2 separate regions of the Homo sapiens genome follow, and region 2 is linked to region 1. A link is a contact called in ENCODE Hi-C data. All regions are on one chromosome and are shown on one strand. The core of a region is the stretch at or near the end of the contact, and the rest is flanking DNA. Distances in the headings are between cores, read along the strand shown.

Region 1 (5,068 bases), core at 2,029-4,528:
GAACAAAGCCTTTGAGACATTTCGGACAACAAAAAGTGACAAAATTTATGGACCACTGCTATCTACGAGCAGAGACATCAAAGGGTTTAGCAAACCTATTACAAAATAGTAGATGAAAACGTCCCATGTCTAACAAGAGATTTAGACTTCTAGATACAGACGGCTCAACAATCCACACACAAACAGATAAAACACAAACAGTTCTTTGCAATGACACATTATAATCAAACTCAAAAGGCAAAGTGAAAATGAAACTAAAAACAGGAAGAGAATATCACCTGGTCATGTGTAAATAAATCTACATCAAACAAATAGCATGCTTCTGAGTAGAAACTTCACAAGATAGAAGAGAATGGGTATATTCCAAGTACTGAAGGGAAAAAATCTGAGAAGAAAAATATACCCAGCAAGACTTATCTACATAAATGAAACAAAATCTTCCCTCAAAAAGGAGACGCTGAGAACATTCATCACTAATTGCCTAGCCTAACATATGCTTAAAGTAGCCAGAGGCTTGGAAAAGAAAGAATAACATTTACCATCATGAAAACACAAGAAAGTATAAAACTAACTGGTTGAAGCAATCAAACAAAAAGGAAGTGTGATGAATCAAAGGGAATCATTACAGAATTCCACACTGGCAAACAGACAATAGAAAGAAAATTTCACAGAACTAGAAAACAATTTACAATATGATAGGAACAAAACCTCACATATCAATAATAACCTAAAATATAGACAGATAAAGTATTCTACTTGAAAAATACAGATTGACTTAAGAAACTGTATTTTACTTTACTTTTTCAGACAGTCTCACTCTGTAATCCAGGCTGGAATGCAGTGATGTGACTTCAGCTCACTGCCACCCCCACCTCTCAGGTTAAAACAATTCTCCGGCCTCAGCCTCCCAAGTAGCTGGGACTCAGGCACGCACCACCATACTCAGCTAATTTTTGCATTTTTAGTAGAGATGAGTTTTCATCATGTTGGCCAGGCTGGTCTCAAACTCCTGGCCTCAAGTGATCTACCCTCCTTGCCCTCCCAACGTAGGCCAGTGCGCCTGGCCTAAGACTGGTTGAAGAGATTTTAAAACATGATCCAACTAACTGCTGCTTACAAGAAATTTACCTTACATGGAAAGGTTCATATAAACATAGGTATGGCATGGAAAATGATATTCAATAAAACCAGAAACCAAAAGTGAGCAAGAGTAGGTATCATTGTATCAGATAAAAGAGACAAGTCAAAAGGATAAAACACACATTAAAAGACATTTTATAATGATAACAGAATCAATTTAGCCAGAGGATATAACAATTTTAAATATATGCACCCATCACTCCAGCACTCAGATTCATAAAACAAATATTACTAGACCCAAAGGGACATATATCTCAATACATTAAGAGTAGGGGAGGGATATCAACGCCTCACTCACAGCATTAAACAAATCATTTAGAGAAATCAACAAAAAGATTGGACTTAAACTGGACTTCAGGCCAAATGAACATAAAAAATTACAGAACATTCTATCCAACAACTGTAGAACATACATTCTTTTCATCTGCACATGGAACATTCTCCAAGACAGACCACATATCAGGATACAAAGAAGTTCTAATACATATTTAAACAATGAAACTATATGAAATAACATCTCAGACCATACTGGAATACAACTAGAAATCAATACAAGAGAAATGCTGGAAACTATACAACTACATATAAAACAGCATGGACCTGAATCTGTGGAAGGAAAATAAAATAAAATAAATAATAATAAAGTTGAAAATAATAAACATAACATAGATAATAGTTAACATTAAGTGTGGTTATTTAGAAGTTATACATAGGCTAAGAAATTTAAGCAGCCCCTCCCAGCATTGCTAACAGGTTGCAGCTGCGAGCTTATCTCAACCTTCCAAGCTTATTGCCTGCCTCCAGACCCCCCGCACATTCCTGTCGTTCCTGTTTTCCCTTACCCCAGCTCTGTCCAGCTTCGAGCCTGACTGGTCAAGATAACTAAATTGTAAGCTTTCTCAGAATTGTCACAGGTTAAATAATTTACTGTCTTTGTCTGAAACCGGTATCCTGCCTTGTTTTCCCGCCTCAAACAACATGTAAGCAAGCCTGCATTCTTTGTCAGGGTCGGCAGCCATTTTGGGCGTGAGCCTACTGGCTCAGGTGCCTCAATTAAAGTTGTTTTTGGTCTCCAAAGGTCTCTTTGTCTTCTTTGGCTGAGTTTTACTGCGACATTTTGGAGAGTTCGACAAGAGGAGAGAGAGGACAAGCTACTGTCTCCTTTGACTGTGGGACTTGGGCCCCGGGGTCGGGGGAGACCCAGTTCTTAGGCGCGCCGACCGAAGAGTTTTCCAAAAAAGGGCTGGGTTCTCCCACATCCCAAGGCCCTGCCCCTGATAGCGCAGGAAGGAGACCGCAAGACAACTTTCAGCGCAGTGAAAAGGAATCACGGTAAGAAAAGAGGGCCCTACAGAGTAAGAAAGGGTGCCTTACAGGGACAGACACAAATCGTGCCCTACCAGGCGGGTGGGGCACTGATCACCACTCAAGGGTTGTCTATTAGCCTAACCCAGAAGGTGAATGGGGGCGGTGAGGAAAGGACCTCACCACTCATGTGACATTCAGCCCTGAAGCCGGCAGCAGGGTAGAGCCTGCTGAGCCGGAGGGAGCAAAGAGAAAGTGAAACCGTGAAGTCACCAGTGTGAGTGAACTGTCCCAACTGGGAGTGTGTGGGTACGTGTGAACCCACCCAGGACACGAGACAGACTCGTTTCATCTGATGAGGAGTCCTGGGGACAGGAGTTGTGTACGAATGTGTGTGAATGTGGGAGCCTAACTAGGCTCATCAGCTGTGAAGCGTGGGGGCCGCAAGTCTGTTAGAGTGGACTGTATGCTGTGAGTGAAATGTTGGACCCAGGACGACTAGAGGCGAACTTCCTTTGGGGCTACCGCATACAGCTGAGGGAGGTGGCCCCACAGTCTAGGTATTGTGGCAGAGAGTAACAAACTCTCCAAAGTCAAGCGGGGTCTGGCGTCTGAAACACCCCCACGAGGGAGACAGTCTAATCGGTCCGAAATGAAAGTGAGGGTCATTGCGTCGTGCGGGAAGAAATGGGAGGAAAAGAACCTAAGGAATTAACCCCCACTCCTTTGGAGTGCATGCTAAAGAATTTCAAGGAGGGATTTTCTGGGGAATATGGAGTAAAGCTGACCCCCGCCAAAGGTTAAGAACTCTTTGTGTAATAGAATAGCCTAGTTTGGGCATTGGTTGGCCGCCAGAGGGCACCCTTGTTTGGAAAATCACCAGCAGGGTGTTTCAAATAATAACAGGGGCAACAGATCAGCATGGACACCCAGATCAATTTCCATATATTGATTCCTGGTTAAATATAATCCAAAATTGCCCTAAATGGCTAGGAATCTGCATGGCTGAATATTGTAAGACCCTAGTCGCCCGAACTGGTCCAAAAGGGATCAAAAAGACAGTATCATGCAAGCCTTTAGAGAAGGAAACTAGGAAGCAAAAGAGACACACACACACACACACACACACACACACACACACATCTTACAGGCTCCTTTGGAGAAGCTAGAGAATCCTTCTCCATATGCCCTTCTCTACCCATCCTTAGCAAGGCTCAGATAAGAGGAAGGGCAATTGTCTCCTGAAGAAACAAGCTCAGAAAGTAGCGGGGCATCTCCACAGCAGGAAGAAGCTGCATCCTTGCCACCTAAGACTAGGAGGGAAAAACAGGATGAAGAGGCAGGGCAGGGCGTCTTAGGTCCAGTGGTTCCCGAGCTCTGCAAATGCCGCTCAGAGAGACGTGGGCACAAATCTACCTTGATGATCAAGGGTACAAGGTGGAGAACAAACTTACTCTTATCTCCCCTTCTCCACTACTGACCTTTTAAACTGGAAACATCATAACCCATCATACACAGAAAAGCCACAAGCAATAATTGATACGAGAATAATCTTTTCGACTCATAGTCCTACCTGGCCAGACTATCAGCAATTATTAGTAGTTTATTTAGCACAGAAGGAAGGCACAGAGTGGTGCAAGCAGCCCTCCAATGGCTAGAAAACAATGCCCCTGAATGCATAAATGATTCCAGGCAGTATGCGGAAGCTCAGTTCCCTGACACTGATCCAAATTGGGTCCCAAACAACCCTGATCATTTAGAATGCCTACAGAGGTATGTGGATGCACTCCTAAATGGGGTAAAGTCAGAGGGAAGAAAAGCAATGAACATAGGAAAAGTTTCAGAAGTCCTCCAAAAGCCCGATCAGAGTCCCAGCCAGTTCTAAGAGCAGCTGTGTGAAACCTACTGGCTCTACATCTGACCCACAGGCAGCTGATAACCAGAAAATGGTAAATACTGCCTTCGTTAGCCAGTCACAAAGTGACATCAAAAAAAAAGCTCCAAAAATTAGAAGGATTGCCAAAGAGGCATGGAGGAACTCCTCAGTGTCTTAATGAATGCTGGATATAAAATTTCAGAAAAAAAAAAAAAAGGTTTGCATCTGTTGTCCTAAAGTTAAATATTTAGGTTTTATAATAAGCAAAGGACAAAAGAAGCTTGGTAGTGAGCGGAAAGAGGCCATGTGTACACTCCCTACAGGTACCACAGGGCGCCAAATCAGAATTCTTAGGTGCAGCAGGGTTCTGCCGCATTTGGATCCCAAGTTTCTCACTTTTAGCTGAGGCTCTATATAAAGCTACAAAGGGGGTTAAGAAAGAGTCCCTCTTCTGGGAGACGGATCAAGCAAAAGCATTAAAAAAAATCAAAAAGGCCTTAACATAGGCTCCCAGATCAGACTAAACCTTTCTTCTTCTACGTGGATGAAAGAACAGGGACAGTAGTAGGAATTTTAACACAAATGCTAGGATCATGGCATAGACCTGTGGCCTATTTATCTAAACAACTAGACACAGTGGCATTAGGCTGGACACACTGCTTTAAAGCAGTTAACGGCAACTACCTTGCTGGCCCAGGAGGCTGGCAAATTAACACTAGGACAGAAGTTAACTTTCAGGTGCCACAC
Region 2 (5,322 bases), core at 2,084-4,583, 910 kb after region 1:
TCCTGTAATTCCTGATCCATATAGACAGTCATAGGGGGGCACCAAAAAGGAGAGAAAGCATAGACTTTTGGAGGAACTATTTAAGCAGTGGTAAGCTGAGAAGCCACAAACAAAAAAGATCCCTGATGGTAAGCAAGAGAGTCGTGGAGGTAGGGTAATCCATGTTTTGCACTGGAAGATGGCTGCATTAATGGTTGTGCTAAATTTTACACAGGTGAGATTTGATGTATGTGTTATTTCTAGACTTGAGACTAAAGGGCCCACCAGGGCTGTGGTGTTTGTTCTCAGTTCATGGCTTTCCAATGTTTGGGAGCAGGAACTGGGACAAATAGTTTAAAGCATAAGGGGAGGAACATCCAGCAGTCAGTTGGATTTTGGCTGGAGGCCTTGTGAATTTCAGCAATGGTGACATTAAATAAATTTAGCAAGTGGTAGTGACTGACTAATCCTTGTGCTTTTAGGTCTTTGACGATCTTTTGTAACCCGTATTGGGCTTCTGGTCTGAGGGAGTACAGCCTTCGATAAGGAAAGGAGGTAGGATCCTTTAATTTAACTTGAACTGGATAAGTGTTTTTTGCTCATCTGTATTGTCCTTTCTCTGCTCACACTTCAGGATTAACTCCCTCCTCGAGTAGAGGGCAGCAAACAGGTATTCCTTCTCCTATATTCAATATATAATGCTCCCTGCTTTAGCAGTATATAACTATATAGTGGTCTCTCCCTAGTAAAGGAGTAGGGCTCTCAGGAATAATAAGAAATGCATGAGAGAAAAATAAGGTTCCCCAGTCACAACTTAGGGAGTGGGAGAAATGCCTAGTGACTGGCTGTCCTAGGAACATTTTGATGGTGACATACCTGGACAGTAGTTGTCCAGGACAGAAGAGTAAAACTGAGAAGGCCACACCAGTGTCCAGGGGGAAGTTATTTTCCTGGACATCAATGGTTAAGCTTACCTGGGGCTCTGTGCAGGTGATGGCATGGGCTGGCAGGCACCCTTAGTCCTGTGTTAGACCATCTGGTTAGTGGCCTCTGGCCCAGAGGACCTTTGCCCTCAGGGGCAGTGTGCCTTCCAGTGATCCCCCTGGCACAAGGGACATAGATGAGGGGTGGCTTATTTTGGTTTGGGCAGTCCTTATTGAAGTGCCCCTGTAAGCCACACTGACAACCAGCCCTGTTAGGTGGGTTGCCTGCCCAGCCTTTCTTTCTTTTAGAGCCACCAAAGTTTGTCTGCCTGAGAGCCATGATTAAGATGGCGGCCTTTTTCTTGTCTAGTCTGTCTCATTCAGCCTGGTTCAGCCTGCTCCTCTTGGTTCCTATTATAAAACACCGAAGTGGCCAAATTCAATAGAGTTTCTAAATTTTGCTTGGGGCCCAGGGCAGGTTTTGAAGTTTTATTCTAATGTCTGCAGCTGACTGAATGACTGAACTTATCCTTTAAAATTAGTTGGCCTTCAATAGAGTCAGGTGACAAGGAGGTATAGTTTCTTAATGTCTCCCTTAGCCTCTCTAAAAATGCCATAGGGTTTTCTTCCTTTCCCTGCATTATGGTGGACATCAATTAGTAATTCATTGGCTTTTTTCTGGTCTTTCTTAATCCCTCTAGTATACAAGACCGTAAATGCCTGTGACTCCAGCCTCCATGCTCCGAATTGAGGTCCCAATGGGGATCCACACTGGGAACCGCCTGTTGGCCCCTGTGGAGAACTGTTTCCTTTCTTCTGATGTCATTTTATCATTTACCTGGCTTAGCTACCAGAGATCCCCAAACTCCAGGGCCACTTTAGTTGGGAGTTAATGTTTGACCTATCAACAATATAATATCTCTCCATGCTAAATCAAAAGATTGTCCTAATCCCTTTAAGAGGTCTATATATCCATCAGGATTATCTGATAATTTTCCTATGTCCAGTTTGATCTGTTTTAAGTCTGAGAGGGAAAAGGGTACATGTATTCATGCCAGGCCAAAGTCTCCTCCTCCTCCCATGGCTTGGAGGGGCACAATCGAGGGCCATTGGCACCTTACGGTTCCTTGACTATCTCTTTGTCTGGTTGCTTTTGGGCCAAAGGGAGAGACCTTACTAGCGGGAGAGAGAGATTTGGGGAGACCTGAGTATGGAGGTGGAGAAGTTCTACAATTCTAATCACTGATCCCAGACAGGAAAGCTGGTAATTAAAGTAGACTCTACAATCTGAGGTAAGTTTAGGGCAAAAAAAGGAAAAATGTCATAGACCTTCTATCAGCCACTGGCATGCCCTTTGAGGTCCCAGACAGTGCCTAGGGTATAGGTTATGAGGGACAGGTCCTGTATAAGTATAGTGATATCCATTTGCATAAGAATAAGGCTGGGGGCACCATGAGCAAGGGTCTTTGGATTGCCACCCCACTCAACTTAGGTTCCTAGCCAAAAGATTCTTAGACTCAGGGGTAGGAAAGATCCTAGAGGATAGGGCCTCAAGAAAGTCTTCTCTGAGGACATTAGGACCCAGGAGGCATGGGTCAGAAAAGACAGAGAATGCACATATGGGCAGCTGCAGAGTAGAGGCTTCTCACTGTGCCATGATCTAAACCAGGTCAGTGCCAGGAGTAAGGGATGACAGTTTTCTTCCTCTAGCCAGCCCTCAGCTTTTCCCAGGAAAGGCAGAGAAAAGTGGAACTGGTTCCAGCAGATCAATGCTCTAAGCACAGAGGGATGGGGGTAATTAAAGAAAGAGTCCTTTCCCAGAAAGCCTCATACCTGTGTCTTAAGTCCAGTGGCCATGCTTGTCACTTTTAAATGGCAGACAGGTGCCCAGTGTTTTCCTCTAATTTCTGGTGAGAAGATAGAAGAGAATAGCAAGCGAAAGGGGTCCAATGTTACTCACTGCTATGGATAATCCCTATATGGGCGACCAGAAATGAGATGAAAATTCTTCTCCTGATCTAAGGTCTTTTCTCAATTGAAGGGTTTCTGGTCTCAAAGGCTTCAAGGAATGTAGTCATGGACCAGTGGTGAGTGTTACAGCTCAATTAGAGAAGGGCACCAACCCAAAGAGTGTGTGCTGGCAAGATTTATTAAAGCCAAAGTGAAAGTAAAACTTCCACGCGGTGGAAGGGGACCCAGAAGGGTTGTCATTTCTGGCTTGGGTGTCTTATGCTTATATCCCCTTATGACTTCCCCACCTTTTCCTTTTTCTGTCCTATAGGATTAGCTTATTTTCTATCTGTGGGTTGGCAGGCCTGATTGATTAAAAACATCAGGCTGCAGCTAGAGCTTAAATTACTAATATGATTGGTTGATGTTTCAATCCCTTAGTTTGCAGCTGTGACTCATTTCGGCTTAGGAGAAAGTCCCCTTTGATTAGTTGAAGTTTCAATCCCTTAGCTTGCAGCTATGAGTCATTTTGGCTTAGGGAAAAGCCCCTTGGGGAAGTCCCTATAGACCCAGGAAGTCCAGCCAACTTAGCCACTTAGTCCGTCAGTAGTATTTGCATTTAACCTACATACATCCTCTTATATACAGTTAGCCCCATGTTCTACATCTGTGGATTCAACCAATATTGGATCCAGATATTTGGAGAAATCAAGAGCATCTATAATGAACAATAAACACCTTTTTTGTAACTATGTACATAACTATGTACTTAACTACTACACAGTGTTTACATTGTATTAGGTATTATGAGTACAATTATGTACCACCTAACAATGTTTTGGTCAATAACAGATCACATATATGCTGGTGGTCTCATAAGATTACAATGCCATATTTTTACTGTACCTTTTCTATGTCTAGCTATGTTCAGATACACAACATTTACCATCGTGTTGCAATTGATTACAGTAGTAAGTGCAGTAGCATGCTGTTCATGTTTGCAGCCCAGGAGTGGGAGGCTATGATGTATAGCCTAGGTGTATATAACAGGCTATATCATCTAGGTTTGTGTAAGTACACTCACTAATATTCACACAACAAAAAAAATCATTTAATAGCACATTCTCATAAGGACTAAGCTCTAATATTTTCTTTCCCAAATTCTCATCAAAGGGGTCTGGGTAGTCATGCCCTACAAACTTGTAACTTCTCATCAAATGCATTTTATTTAACCCTACATATCATGATGTACTTTCCAATATGACTCTGGCAAAACATTATGTGACAAAGAAGAAAGTGAAAATATTTTACCCCAAAACATGTTTCTTTGTCAATTCTTGAAATTACCCTGCAAATCTGTCCTAAGTGGGGGAAAATTTGCATCTGTAAAGAATCTCTATTAACATAGCTAGGTCTTTATCTTCCAGATGTTCCCTATCTTAAAAAGATTAACTTAAAGTCTAGCATGCTTTAGAAATCTGAACAGAAAATATTTGTCATCTATTTTTTCTAAGAGCTGCCACAATAAGATTTCAAGAGAACCTTGGTCTCCACAATCATTTATTTTAACCTGAATATCCCAGGTCTTTAGACAAACTCAACGAATTCTCAACCAGAAAATACTTAAATTTACCTATAGCCTGGAAGCCCCATCCCCTCCCACCCCACCCTGACCTTGCTTGAGTTGTACTGACTATCTGGACTAAACCAATATATTTCTTAAATATATTTGATTGTGGTTTCATGCCTCCCTAAAATGTGTAAAACCAAGTCATACCCCCATCACCTTAGGCACATGTTCTCAGGACCTACTTAGGGCTTTATCATGGGTCATGGTGACTTATATTTGGCTCAGAATAAATCTCTTCAAACATTTTACTGAGTTTGTCTCTTTTTATCAACACTCAGAACATAGCCCTGTTGTTAAACAATACATTATTGTAATCTAGAGAGGATTTAATATATATGGGAGGGTGTGCAGAGGTTATATACAGATACGACACAATTTCATATCAAGACGTTGAACATGCATGGATTTTGGAATACTCTGGAGGTCCTAGGACCAATCTCCTACTGGTACCAAGAGACGACTGTACTTTAAATCATCTCTAGTTTTTTGTTTCTGTTTTTATTTTTATTTTTAATAATCCCTCATACAGTGTAAATGCTAAGCATAGTTGTTATACTGTATTGGGTTTTGGTTAAGTTTTTATTGTTGTATTTTTATTTTTAATTTTTAAAAAGTATTTCTGATCTGAGGATGGTTGAAATTGCTGATGTGGAACTGGAAATATAAAAGGCTGACTGGATGTGAAAGTCATCCCAGTAGGATAAAGAATATATGCCATGGCGTGAAGGCAGACAATCAACCCAGGTTTGTGTTAAATTGATAAACTTAAGTTATAATTTATTGATACAATACACATGTATTGTTAACATAGGTGGGACTGAGTTGAATTGAGTTTCATAG

What was found. Hi-C counts contacts between places; a loop is a spot of excess contacts on that map. Pooled maps may share reads with other maps.
Region 2: a map with no recorded cell type shows a loop between it and region 1 (6-fold over the local background). The contact joins two enhancer-like sites. A Hi-C loop is called at or near these places in 4 of 37 single-sample maps with no recorded cell type and 6 of 50 pooled maps.

What each region holds. Positions count from the first base shown.
Region 1 is chrY:13,433,418-13,438,485 of GRCh38, forward strand. All of the region lies in intron 4 of UTY (ubiquitously transcribed tetratricopeptide repeat containing, Y-linked), which reads right to left. Among named protein-coding and RNA genes, the nearest start is that of MIR12120, 43 kb to the right of the region's middle. Within about 2 kb of position 3,279, at least 7 of the 41 ENCODE cell types and tissues checked have a DNase peak (open chromatin) inside an H3K27ac peak, as active enhancers do.
Region 2 is chrY:14,341,803-14,347,124 of GRCh38, forward strand. No RefSeq gene overlaps it. Among named protein-coding and RNA genes, the nearest start is that of NLGN4Y, 180 kb to the right of the region's middle. Within about 2 kb of position 3,334, at least 3 of the 41 ENCODE cell types and tissues checked have a DNase peak (open chromatin) inside an H3K27ac peak, as active enhancers do.